Linked DNA regions of Homo sapiens: all the other regions are linked to region 1. The links are chromatin contacts, found by Hi-C or POLR2A ChIA-PET in ENCODE. All regions are on one chromosome and are shown on one strand. Each heading gives the region's core, a stretch centred on a gene start or an enhancer-like site at or near the end of the contact. The rest is flanking DNA. Distances are from core to core; before and after follow the strand shown.

The links. Hi-C counts contacts between places; a loop is a spot of excess contacts on that map. ChIA-PET counts read pairs that join two places held with the same protein, here RNA polymerase II (POLR2A). Pooled maps may share reads with other maps.
Region 2: a pooled map shows a loop between it and region 1 (9-fold over the local background). The contact joins the enhancer-like site here to the promoter of SULT1B1 in region 1. A Hi-C loop is called at or near these places in 4 of 50 pooled maps.
Region 3: a map of naive thymus-derived CD4-positive, alpha-beta T cell shows a loop between it and region 1 (16-fold over the local background). The contact joins the promoter of GRSF1 here to the promoter of SULT1B1 in region 1. A Hi-C loop is called at or near these places in 1 of 168 maps with a recorded cell type or tissue (naive thymus-derived CD4-positive, alpha-beta T cell) and 5 of 50 pooled maps. POLR2A ChIA-PET finds 5 or more read pairs at or near these places in 1 of 52 experiments (activated naive CD4-positive, alpha-beta T cell).

Annotation. Positions count from the first base shown.
Region 1 is chr4:69,758,650-69,762,407 of GRCh38, reverse strand. It overlaps SULT1B1 (sulfotransferase family 1B member 1), which reads left to right and starts at 1,788. Exons shown (of 8, transcript NM_014465.4): 1 at 1,788-1,949.
Region 2 is chr4:68,437,784-68,441,541 of GRCh38, reverse strand. No RefSeq gene overlaps it. Among named protein-coding and RNA genes, the nearest start is that of TMPRSS11E, 7.8 kb to the left of the region's middle. Within about 2 kb of position 1,986, at least 3 of the 41 ENCODE cell types and tissues checked have a DNase peak (open chromatin) inside an H3K27ac peak, as active enhancers do.
Region 3 is chr4:70,838,083-70,841,840 of GRCh38, reverse strand. GRSF1 (G-rich RNA sequence binding factor 1) reads left to right here and starts at 1,951. Exons shown (of 10, transcript NM_002092.4): 1 at 1,951-2,370. The coding sequence starts at 2,014. LOC124900710 (a long non-coding RNA gene) reads right to left here and starts at 2,849. Exons shown (of 3, transcript XR_007058131.1): 1 at 2,696-2,849. RefSeq lists silencers at 1,684-1,933, 1,994-2,543 and enhancers at 1,940-2,593, 2,594-3,248.

The DNA of each region.
Region 1 (3,758 bases), core at 539-3,038:
CCTCCCGGACGGGGTGGCTGGCCGGGCGGGGGGCTGACCCCCCCCCTCCCTCCCGGATGGGGCGGCTGGCCAGGCGGGGGGCTGACCCCCCCCACCTCCCTCCTGGATGGGGCGGCTGGCCGGGCAGAGGGGCTCCTCACTTCCCAGTAGGGGCGGCCGGGCAGAGGCGCCCCTCACCTCCCGGACGGGGCGGCTGGCCAGGCGGGGGGCTGACCCCCCCACCTCCCTCCCGGACGGGGTGGCTGCCGGGCGGAGGGGCTCCTCACTTCTCAGACGGGGCGGCTGCTGGGCGGAGGGGCTCCTCACTTCTCAGACAGGGCGGTTGCCAGGCAGAGGGTCTCCTCACTTCTCAGACGGGGCGGCCGGGCAGAGACGCTCCTCACATCCCGGACAGGGCGACAGGGCAGAGGCGCTCCCCACATCTCAGACGATGGGCAGCCGGGCAGAGACGCTCCTCACTTCCTAGATGAGATGGTGGCCGGGAAGAGGCGCTCCTCACTTCCTAGATGGGATGGCGGCTGGGCAGAGATGCTCCTCACTTTCCAGACTGGGCAGCCAGGCAGAGGGGCTCCTCACATCCCAGACGATGGGCGGCCAGGCAGAGACGCTTCTCACTTCCCAGACGGGGTGGCGGCCGGGCAGAGGCTGCAATCTCGGCACTTTGGGAGGCCAAGGCAGGCTGCTGGGAGGTGGATGTTGTAGCGAGCCGAGATCACGCCACTGCACTCCAGCCTGGGCACCATTGAGCACTGAGTGAAGGAGACTCCGTCTGCAATCCCGGCACCTCGGGAGGCCGAGGCTGGCGGATCACTCGCGGTTAGGAGCTGGAGACCAGCCCGGCCAACACAGCGAAACCCCGTCTCCACCCAAAAAATACGAAAACCAGTCAGGCGTGGCGGCGCGCCTGCAATCGCAGGCACTCGGTAGGCTGAGGCAGGAGAATCAGGCAGGGAGGTTGCAGTGAGCCGAGATGGCAGCAGTACAGTCCAGCTTCGGCTCGGCATCAGAGGGAGACCGTGGAAAGAGGAGAGGGAGAGGGAGAGGGAGAGGGAGAGGGAGAGCGGCAGCATCTTTTAAGAAGAAAATATGCTTTACATTTCTTTAATACATTTATAAGTTAAACTGATGGTCTAAAGGAATGTGCTAGTTTCCCTCTGGTCTTCCTGACTTTCCCAGGCCTTCATAGGTATAACTCAGGGGCAAGAGCTTGGTGGTTGTAGTTGTGTGTAAGTTTGAGACGAGTGCTCTTAAAAAATGGATTGATTTCCACTCATTTCTTGTTTATGTGATTCTGCATACCAAAAGAAGAAAAAACCAAGAGTTGTGGAAATGATTAGAGTATTTGTGTTTCTGATGCCAAAGTAATTAATCATTTCATCTTTAATATGTTTGACATTTAATGATATTAGAAACTCACGTTTATTCCAGATGGAAACATACTGACACATGCACAAACACACACAAAACCAATTTTTATTTCTGTTATGACCAAAATTGTTAGAAGACATTCTTATAAGATATAGAGAAGCAACAATTTTGATCCACTAACCCTTCATGTTCTTTCCCTCTGCATTTCTCAGACACTTTGAAGCTTGCAGAGAGCTTAAAATCTAAACAGCCTGTGCTTGTGCTGACTTATGGCCACCACCCTGAACCACTTCCTGGCTTCCTGGCTTTGCTAGCTGTTGAAACAGTGGAACTTGCCTCATGTGTGTGTATGTGTGTGTGTGTGATTGTGGGTGTGGGTAGTTTAACCTTTTTATATCTTAGCTGCCTGTAAACTCAGTGATTGCTACGTTCAGATCAAACCTTGAACTTTTTTTTTTCTGGTGCCAGGAGCCTTCCTGTGCTCCCCATTGCCTGCCAGAACCACCACCGTTTCCCATGGTTACTCTACAGCAGCTTCACTGCCTGAAAATGAAAACTGAACAAAGGGATTAAATTGTGAGGTAAAATTTGCTTTTCAATTTCTTTCCTTGAAGTTTTGTCCTATCCCCGCAGAATATTGTGTGCCTCAGAACAATTTCTGTTTTGAACATATTTTATAATTAGAAAGTCTTTTGCATAATTCCAATTTTCTTATAGGAAACTTTCATTGTTTATGCTGTCTAAAATCTCTCAAGCTTTCAATGTTCAATTTTATTTTTCTACATTTAGTGGAACTGAAGCATGCAAGGAATGGAGGTCTTCTCAAGAAACTGTAAGCCACTTAAAGAAAAAGAAATCTTTTTCAAGTTTTCGTTTCTCTGCTCCCATCCTTCATCCAGTCCTACTCACATGCATTCATGCACACATATGCACATACACACACCTTTAAGGTGCACTCCAGAATATAAAATATGTCGTTTACCACATTTATTTAAGTAGCTTGATTTGATGTGTATCAGATAGAGCTAAACTTTGTCAGAGTATGACAAATGAAAGAAATTGTTTTTTCTAATTGATGGAAAAATATAGTTTTAATGTAAAATGACTCAGTTTCTTCTAAAACAGGCATTGTTTTTTATTTTTCTCTTTTGTTCCATTAATATTCCTTAAAGTCAATTTTAGACATTTTAATTTTCAGCCTATGGCTCATCTTAAATAGGAAGTCTTGAGATCCCATGTATAATTTACAACTACTTTAAATAGCCTGTTCCTTTCCAATAGGGTTTAAAATATTTTATGAACTAATTTTTAGATTTTAAAGTAAATGTCATTCATAAATCATCTTTCAGCATATCTAGTTTAATTATATTAATTATTTGACATCTTCCAGTCCTCCTCTCCATACTCTTCTCCCCATATAATTCAGAACTCATCATTTATCCACTGGTCATGACGAGGTAATGCTGTTTGATGCCTAATACCCTGTAGCTTCCTGAATTGGACACACCCACTTCCCAGAGGTGACTAGCATATATTCACAAACAGCTGCCTTATTTTCATCTTCCTACTCATTCCATCCTTCTCCGGCAACAATTTTACAGCATGAAGTGCCTGACCTTTTTGTCACGGGGGATTTTCATTGTCAAAGCAAAAATCCCTTCCAATTTGTAAATACTCTTGTTTGAATGAGATAAATCACGGACATTTTTGACTCTGGGTTGGGCCTACGGTAAATTTTCAGTATGATCACATGAACAGAGCTGGGCAAACTAAAGTCCATTCCTGGGTTGCCACTCCCTTTCTGTGTTTCTTTGAGCAGACGCTCTGAAGATCTGTTTCCTAATCTTATCCACAAAATGCAAGTAAGACTTATCATTTCAGGGTAGGTAATGATTAGAGATCATATACATGAAGCACAATCAGTACAATTTGTTTTAAAAGACCCTGAATTCATTTTGATTAAATCATTTACTTACACCCTGTATCATTAGATAATTAAAGGTAGTTTAAAGTCATTTGCTCAAGTTTTAAGTGCAAACAAATTAGTTGAGGATCTTACTAAAATGTAGATTCTGATTCTGGGTTGAAACCTGAGATTCCACATTTCCAACAAGCTCTCCGTTAAGGCCAATAACACATGGGGCTTGTACATGGACTGTAATTTGAATAGAAACTGTAAATCAATTTTATGCATATAAAAGAATAGTACAAATTAAATTAAGATGAATAAATAAAGAAAAGGCAAAGGATGAACCAAGACATGAAATGGAACCAGAAATGATGCTATAAATATATAATATAAGCTACTTGCTACATGGGGAATCAATTTGTCTATATAATTTTAGCAGACAGTATGAAAAGGGTATCAGCTCCCTCAATATTCATTCACT
Region 2 (3,758 bases), core at 737-3,236, 1.3 Mb after region 1:
AATATCATCTCCTCAAAAGAGTGTAAATCTCCCCATCTATAACAGCTTGCCCATTATTATTCCTTATTAGTCTCTATCCCTTTAGCCTGCTTTCTTTTTCTTCAAAGTAGGTAGTAATGCTTAATATGTTTATGTATATTTGTTCCTCTTGTTTATTGTCAGTTTACTTCATTCAGATGAAAGTCACTTAAAACTGAGAACTTCAGCTTGTCCTCCTTGGCTCTATCCCCAGAATCTAGAATTTAGGCTCTCAAAAATACTTGTTTGAACGAATGAATTATTTATTAAGCATTTCTTTGTATGCAATCCTTTTATGTCACAGTGGGAGACTACTGATGTCATTGGATAGCAGGTCCCACACTCACATAAAAATGATAATAGGTGACACTCTATGGAGTGTTTGCCTATGCCATACCTTTTTTCAAGCACTTCACATATATTTATTGATTTAATGCCCACAACATCTTACAAACATTATTGTTATCAGCATTTTAAAAATAAGAGAACTGAGATACAAGGGCTTTTTTAACTTAACCCAAGTCTCATACTAGTAGGTGGCTAAGCTGAGATTTGAACCCAGTCAATCTAGTTCTAGTTCATAGGCTGGACTGTTTACTGCCATATTCTAATATTTCATCTCTAACTTCTAGACTGGTGGTCTTCAAGTCTTAAAGTATTTTTGATAAGTCACTCAACTTAAAACTTAAAAAGCCACCATTTTTTAATCTGTAAGGCTAACCAGAGAAAGAATGTATGTAAATTATCTAAATTGTCTGGGAAGAGACATTCACTGTTCAACATCTAATCAGAGATACAAAGTCTTACTTGCACTTGCTTGTTTGCTTTTTTTGGGGGGTTGGGGGTGCAGAGTCTTGCTCTGTCACCCAGGCTGGAGTGCAGTGGCGCAGTACAGTGGCACAATCTCAGCTTACTGTAACCTCCACCTCCTGAGTTCAAGCAATTCTCCTGCCTCAGCCTCCCAAGTAATTGGGATTACTGGTGCATGCCAACACACCCAATTTTTTGTATTTTTAGTAGAGTTGGATTTTCACCATGTTGGCCAGGCTGGTCTCGAACTCCTGACCTCAAGTGATCCACCTGCCTCGGCCTCCCAAAGAGCTAAGATTACAGCATTAAGCCACTGCACTCAGCCTTACTTGCTTTCTTTTTCAAATTCATTTACCTATAGTTTTATGTAACACCTCATTCTTAAAAAGAGAGATGGAAGTGAATCTTTAAAAATATTGATGATTTAATGGATGATAGCAAAAAAAGATATTTTTCTAATACTAGAAGTGTCCAAATTAAATGAAGTTAATTGAACTGCAGAACCTTGGCATAGTTATTTAAATATGACCATATTTGACACATATGTTGCCCTGTTTGGAAGTCATCAAATGATTTTGGTTACAATAAAGAAAAGCAGGCTGGGCGCGGTGGCTCACACCTGTAATCCCAGCGCTTTGGGAGGCCGAGGTGGGTGGATCACGACGTCAGCAGATCGAGACCATCCTGGCTAACACGGTGAAACCCCGTCTCTACTAAAAATACAAAAAAATTAGCCGGGTGCAGTGGCGGGCACCTGTAGTCCCAGCTACTGGGGAGGCTGAGGCAGGAGAATGGCATGAACCCAGGAGGCGGAGCTTGCAGTGAGCTGAGATAGTGCCACTGCAGTCCGGCCTGGGCGAAAGAGTGAGACTCCATCTCAGAAAAATAAATAAATAAATAAAGAGAAAAGCTAACTTAGATTGTATTCCCTCCTAAGAAGGAAACTTTGTTCTTATTCATCTTTAATTCCTCATACCATCTAGCACAATGCCTAGAACAGCAGAGGCACTACAAAGTAGCTGCAGAATTACCAGAAATATTACTTTAAAATATGTTGTTCTGCCTGTTTAAAACCAGACCTAAGTGAACACCTTTTGGGTTTCCTCTAAGATCAAAAACAAAACTATTTTAATCTCTGGAAGCCACAGTTTCCTGTTCAACACCTAGCTTACTACAGTCATATGTTTTCCTGCCTATTCGTGACTCTTATTTTGTTTGGGCCTAATAAGGTTATAATGAAATACACAAGAAATAATAAGACCTGCCCTATGTGTGGACTATCTGGAAGTATGAGACACAAATTATTAAAAGTAGAACTCTTGAACAGGCTATTGGAATGGACATGCTGTTTCCTTATCATCTAAAAAGACTTAGGGGAGAATATCCCATATTAAGAATAACTTTATTTAATGTTTCATGCCTAAAAAGAACAAAAGAAATGGCTGAAGTTGGAAAAGAAAAAAATCCAGACAAAAACAATCCTTTGCTTAAATAACTTGACGTGCAGGAAAAACACATCCATGGGAGGGCATGGAAAAGGTCAGCACAGGCCTTTCTTCATCTGTTTTCCCATTCTCTATTCCTCAGCCCTGATGAACTGTGTGTCCTCTATCCCCACCTTAGAGGACTTCAATAATGGTTGGGTGTGTCTCTTTCTTTTTTTTATTTATTTTTATTTTTTTATTATACTTTAAGTACTAGGGTACATGCACACAACATGCAGGTTTGTTACATATGTATACACGTGCCATGTTGGTGTGCTGCACCCATTAACTCGTCATTTACATTAGGTAGATCTCCTAATGCTATCCCTCCTCCCTCCCTCTACCCCATGACAGGCCCTGGTGTGTGATGTTCCCCACCCTGGGTCCATGTGTTCTCATTACTCAATTCCCACCTATGAGTGAGAACATGCGGTGTTTGGTTTTCTGTCCTTGTGATAGTTTGCTCAGAATGATGGTTTCCAGCTTCATCCATGTCCCTACAAAGGACATAAACTCATCCTTTTTTATGGCTGCATAGTATTCCATGCTGTATATGTGCCACATTTTCTTAATCCAGTCTATCACTGATGGACATTTGGGTTGGTTCCAAGTCTTTGCTATTGTGAATAGTGCCACAATAAACATACATGTGCATGTGTCCTTATAGCAGCATGATTTATACTCCTTTACGTATATGCCCAGTAATGGGATGGCTGGGTCAAATGGTATTTCTAGTTCTAGATCCCTGAGGAATCACCACACTGTCTTCCACAATGACTGAACTAGTTTACACTCCCACCAATAGTGTAAAAGCATTCCTATTTCTCCACATCCTCTCCAGCACCTGTTGTTTCCTGACTTTTTAATGATTGCCATTCTAACTGGTGTGAGATGGTATCGCATTGTGGTTTTGATTTGCATTTCTCTGATGGCCAGTGATGATGAGCACTTTTTCATGTGTCTGTTGGCTGCATAAATGTGTTCTTTTGAGAATTGTCTGTTCATATCCTTTGCCCATTTTTTGATGGAGTTGTTTGATTTTTTTCTTGTAAATTTGTTTAAGTTCTTTGTAGATTCTGGATATTAGCCCTTTGTCAGATGGGTAGATTGCAAAAATTTCCTCCCATTCTGTAGGTTGCCTGTTCACTCTGATGGTAGTTTCTTTTGCTGTGCAGAAGCCCTTCAGTTTAATTAGATCCCATTTGTCAATTTTGGCTTTTGTTGCCATTGCTTTTGGTGTTTTAGTCATGAAGTCCTTGCCAATTCCTATAACCAGTGGAACAGAGCAGAGCCCTCAGAAATAATACCACACATCTACAACCATCTGATCTTTGACAAACCTGACAAAAACAAGAAATGGGGAAAGGATTCCCTATTTAATAAATGGTGCTGGGAAAACTGGCTAGCCAAATGTAGAAAGCTGAAACTGGATCCCTTCCTTATACT
Region 3 (3,758 bases), core at 702-3,201, 1.1 Mb before region 1:
TTTAGCCCAAAAAACAAAACTAAACCCCTTTTTCTTTGATACTCCAGGTTCATAGAGCCAAGCCTATCAATTTTTTTCTTGTTCTTTGTTTTTTGGTTGGGGAAAGGGTTTTCTAAGAAATACTGAATTTTCCTTACCTAAAAGTAGTCCAGGTTAAACAAGTCAAACTTTAAATGTAATACCCATTGCTTTAAAATATTCTAGCAAAGAAAATAAGGTCTGGAAGATGGTGGTAGGGGATAGATGAAACAAGACTGAAAAGTGTTGACAATTTATGAAGTTCTGGAAATTCATTCTGCTCTTCTGTTTGACATTTTCCACAGTAAGGAGTTTTTAAAAATACTAGCTTTCTCTTATTTTTTACTCTAACAACTTCCTTTTGCTTGTCTTTGACAAGTCCTGGCTCAGGAGGAGAAAAGCTGCACAACCAGTCTTTGTGTATGTGTGTGCAAATCTCTGTGTGTTCACTTGTGAATACAGTTTCATTAGGGGAGGGTTCACCTTTGTTATGTATTATCAGTACATAATAAATATATATGTTTTCTTTTATTTTTTTAGAGACAGGGTTTCACTCTGTCACCCAGGCTGGAGTTCAGTGGTGGCAATCATAGCTTACCACAGCCTCTACCTTCTGGGCTGAAGCAATCGGCCTCCCAAGTAGCTGGGACTACAGGCCCACGCCATCACACCCAGCTTTATTTATTTTTTGTATAGACGGGGTCTCCCTATGTTGCCCAGGCTGGTCTGGAACTCTTGGGCTCCAGTGATCCTCTCACTTCAGCCTCCCAAAGCGCTGGGATTATAGGCATGAGCCACCACGCCAGGCCTATATTTCATTTTAAAACAACGAAGTTCTCCTTCCTCACATACCTCAAATTCGGGGGGTACCAAATCTCTGATATTATCCCAACGATTTTTTTATAACCAAGGTATCACAATTCCTTTCAGAAAGGGTTCTTTAGCCACTCACACCACGGGTTTCGGTGGCACAGCGCAGGGCAGCACAGACTTGTGCTACAGCTCTCGGCCCTACCCAGAGCAGGATGGCCCTAACCTAATTTTTTTGTTTGTTTGTTTGGAGATGGCGTCTCACTCTGTCGCCCAGGCTGCAGTGCGGTGGCACGATCTTGGCTCACTGCAACCTCCGCCTCCTGGGTTCAAGCGATTCTCCTGCCTCAGCCTCCTGAGTAGCTGGGATTACGGGCACCCGTCACCACACCCGGCTAATTTTTGTGTTTTTAGTAGAGACACAGTTTCACCATGTTGGCCAGGCTGGTCTTGAACTGCTGACCTCAGGTGATCCGCCCTACCTCGGCCTACTAAAGTGCTGGGATTACAGGCGGGAGCCACCGCGTCCGACCTAATTTTTTGTATTTTAGTAGAGACGGGATTTCACCGTGTTGCCTAGGTTGGTCTCGAACTCCTGACCTCAGGCAGTCCACCCGCCTCTGCCTGCCAAAGTGCTAGGATTACAAGAATGAGTCACTACGAATGAGTCACTGCGCCAGGCCCCTAGCCTCACTTACTTTGGGCCTCAGTTTCCACCGCCTGAAAAAAGAGCAGTTCGATTGCACCCACTTCCCCGGGCCCCGCCCAAACCATGGGCAGCCCCGCCCAAACCATGGGCAGCCCCGCCCAAACCATGGGCAGCCCCGCCCAAACCATGGGCAGCCCCGCCCAAACCATGGGCAGCCCCGCCCAAACCATGGGCAGCCCCGCCCAAACCATGGGCAGCCCCGCCCAAACCATGGGCAGCCCCGCCCAAACCATGGGCAGCCCCGCCCAAACCATGGGCAGCCCCGCCCAAACCATGGGCAGCCCCGCCCAAGGGCGGAGACTGGGCGGAGCGTCGCGCTCTCCTCCACCTCCTTCCGACTCTCGGAGGCCCCCCACCCAGTGCCCGCGGCGCATGTGCCAGGCACACCCCACCCCCAACCGGCCCTGGATTCCACTTCCGTTCCACCATCGCTGCTGGAGCAGCTGCCTTCAGGCCCTGCGCCGCCTCCGGAGTCCATGGCCGGCACGCGCTGGGTACTCGGGGCGCTGCTCCGGGGCTGCGGCTGTAACTGCAGCAGCTGCCGGCGCACCGGCGCCGCCTGCCTGCCCTTCTACTCCGCCGCTGGCTCTATCCCGTCGGGCGTCTCGGGCCGCCGCCGCCTGCTGCTGCTGCTCGGGGCCGCCGCGGCCGCTGCCTCCCAGACGCGTGGCCTCCAGACCGGGCCTGTGCCTCCCGGGAGGCTGGCGGGGCCTCCCGCTGTGGCCACCTCTGCCGCGGCCGCGGCCGCCGCGTCCTACTCTGCCCTCCGTGCCTCTCTGCTGCCGCAGTCGCTGGCGGCGGCGGCCGCCGTCCCGACGCGCAGCTACAGCCAGGTACGTGGGCGCCGTGAGGGACCTGGCGCGAGATCCCTCCCGGGCCGCGTGCACGCGCCCCCGCGCCCCTCCGTCCCTCCGTGTGCGCCTCGCGGGCACGCCCGGGGATCCGCGACACTCGCCGCACACCCGCCCCCGTCCACCCTGTGCTCCTATTGGGCCCTGGAACAAGGGAAGCTCTCCCAGGCGTCGGGTCTTCTGCTTGTTTTGTTCTCGCCTCGAGTCTCTGGTCGGTTGGGCAGTGTAAGTGTGGCTGGGGTGAATGTTGAGGCCTTGTTCCCCGCCTGGCCCATGGTAGGTTTCGTGAGGCTGCTGACGCCCCCACCTCGCATCTTCTTGCTTTCCGCCGGCTGGTTGTGAAGTTGCGAGGCCCGAGCCCGCCGGAGGGTTGGGAGTTTCCGTGCAGCCCGAGCGCTAGGCCTGGGCGGCCCTCGGCGCCTCTCGGTCGGCCGCTGCTGGGAAGGTGCGCGCACACAGTTGCGTGGGCTGGCTTGTAGGGAAGGAGCCTGTCCCCATCGCGCCGTTCCCTCTCCTGTCCCCAGGGAAAGACGAGCTGTCCCGGTTTACTGAAGGTCACCTCTGCAACTCCACTCATACAGAAGGTCTTTAAGGACTGTGTGTCGCCTCGTCTGGGAAAGCAGTTTGGAGATTTAGCTGTTGGGGGGAGGGGGTGAATGGGAGGGAGCGTTGAGGGTTGAGGACACAACTTGGGGTCCCAGGAATGAATTTGCAATGTTTTCCTTTCCATTTTTTCTTTATTTTTTTAGAAAAGTCGGTGTGTAGTTAGATTGCAAATATTTTGTGCTTTGTAGATGAACCTTTCTCTTCTTGGTACGTGGCATCTGGGAAGTGTCTGCACACTTTTTAACTACCCAGCCCCTGATTCCTTAGGTCATATTTATCTTAATTCAATTTGTGCTTCTCCTTTAACTTAGGGAGACTGGGAGGCTAATCAGCATGGCTGCTGTCTGCCAGTGGCTGAGCTAATTGATTTGAATCCTGGCCCAATACTTTACGCTGCCTTTTTCTGTAAAAGCTTGTGATGCTTATGGAATTATGGAAAAATGGGGAAAGTTGTCTACAAAAACCACAACAAAACCATCTCCAGTAAACCTTTGTGAGCTAGCTTCTCTCTTTTTTTTTCTATGAAATTGACTGCGGTGATATCTGTAGAGCATCTACTATGTGTTAGACACTGCTTACATTTATTCCTTAAAACTAAACATTAAGCCTTTTTTTTTTTTTTTTTTTGGAGACCGAGTCTCGCTCTGTCGCCCAGGCTGGAGTGCAGTGGAATGATCTCGGCTCACTGCAAGCTCCGCCTTCCGGGTTCACGCCATTCTCCTGCTTCAGCCTCCCGAGTAGCTGGGACTACAGGCGCCCGCCAC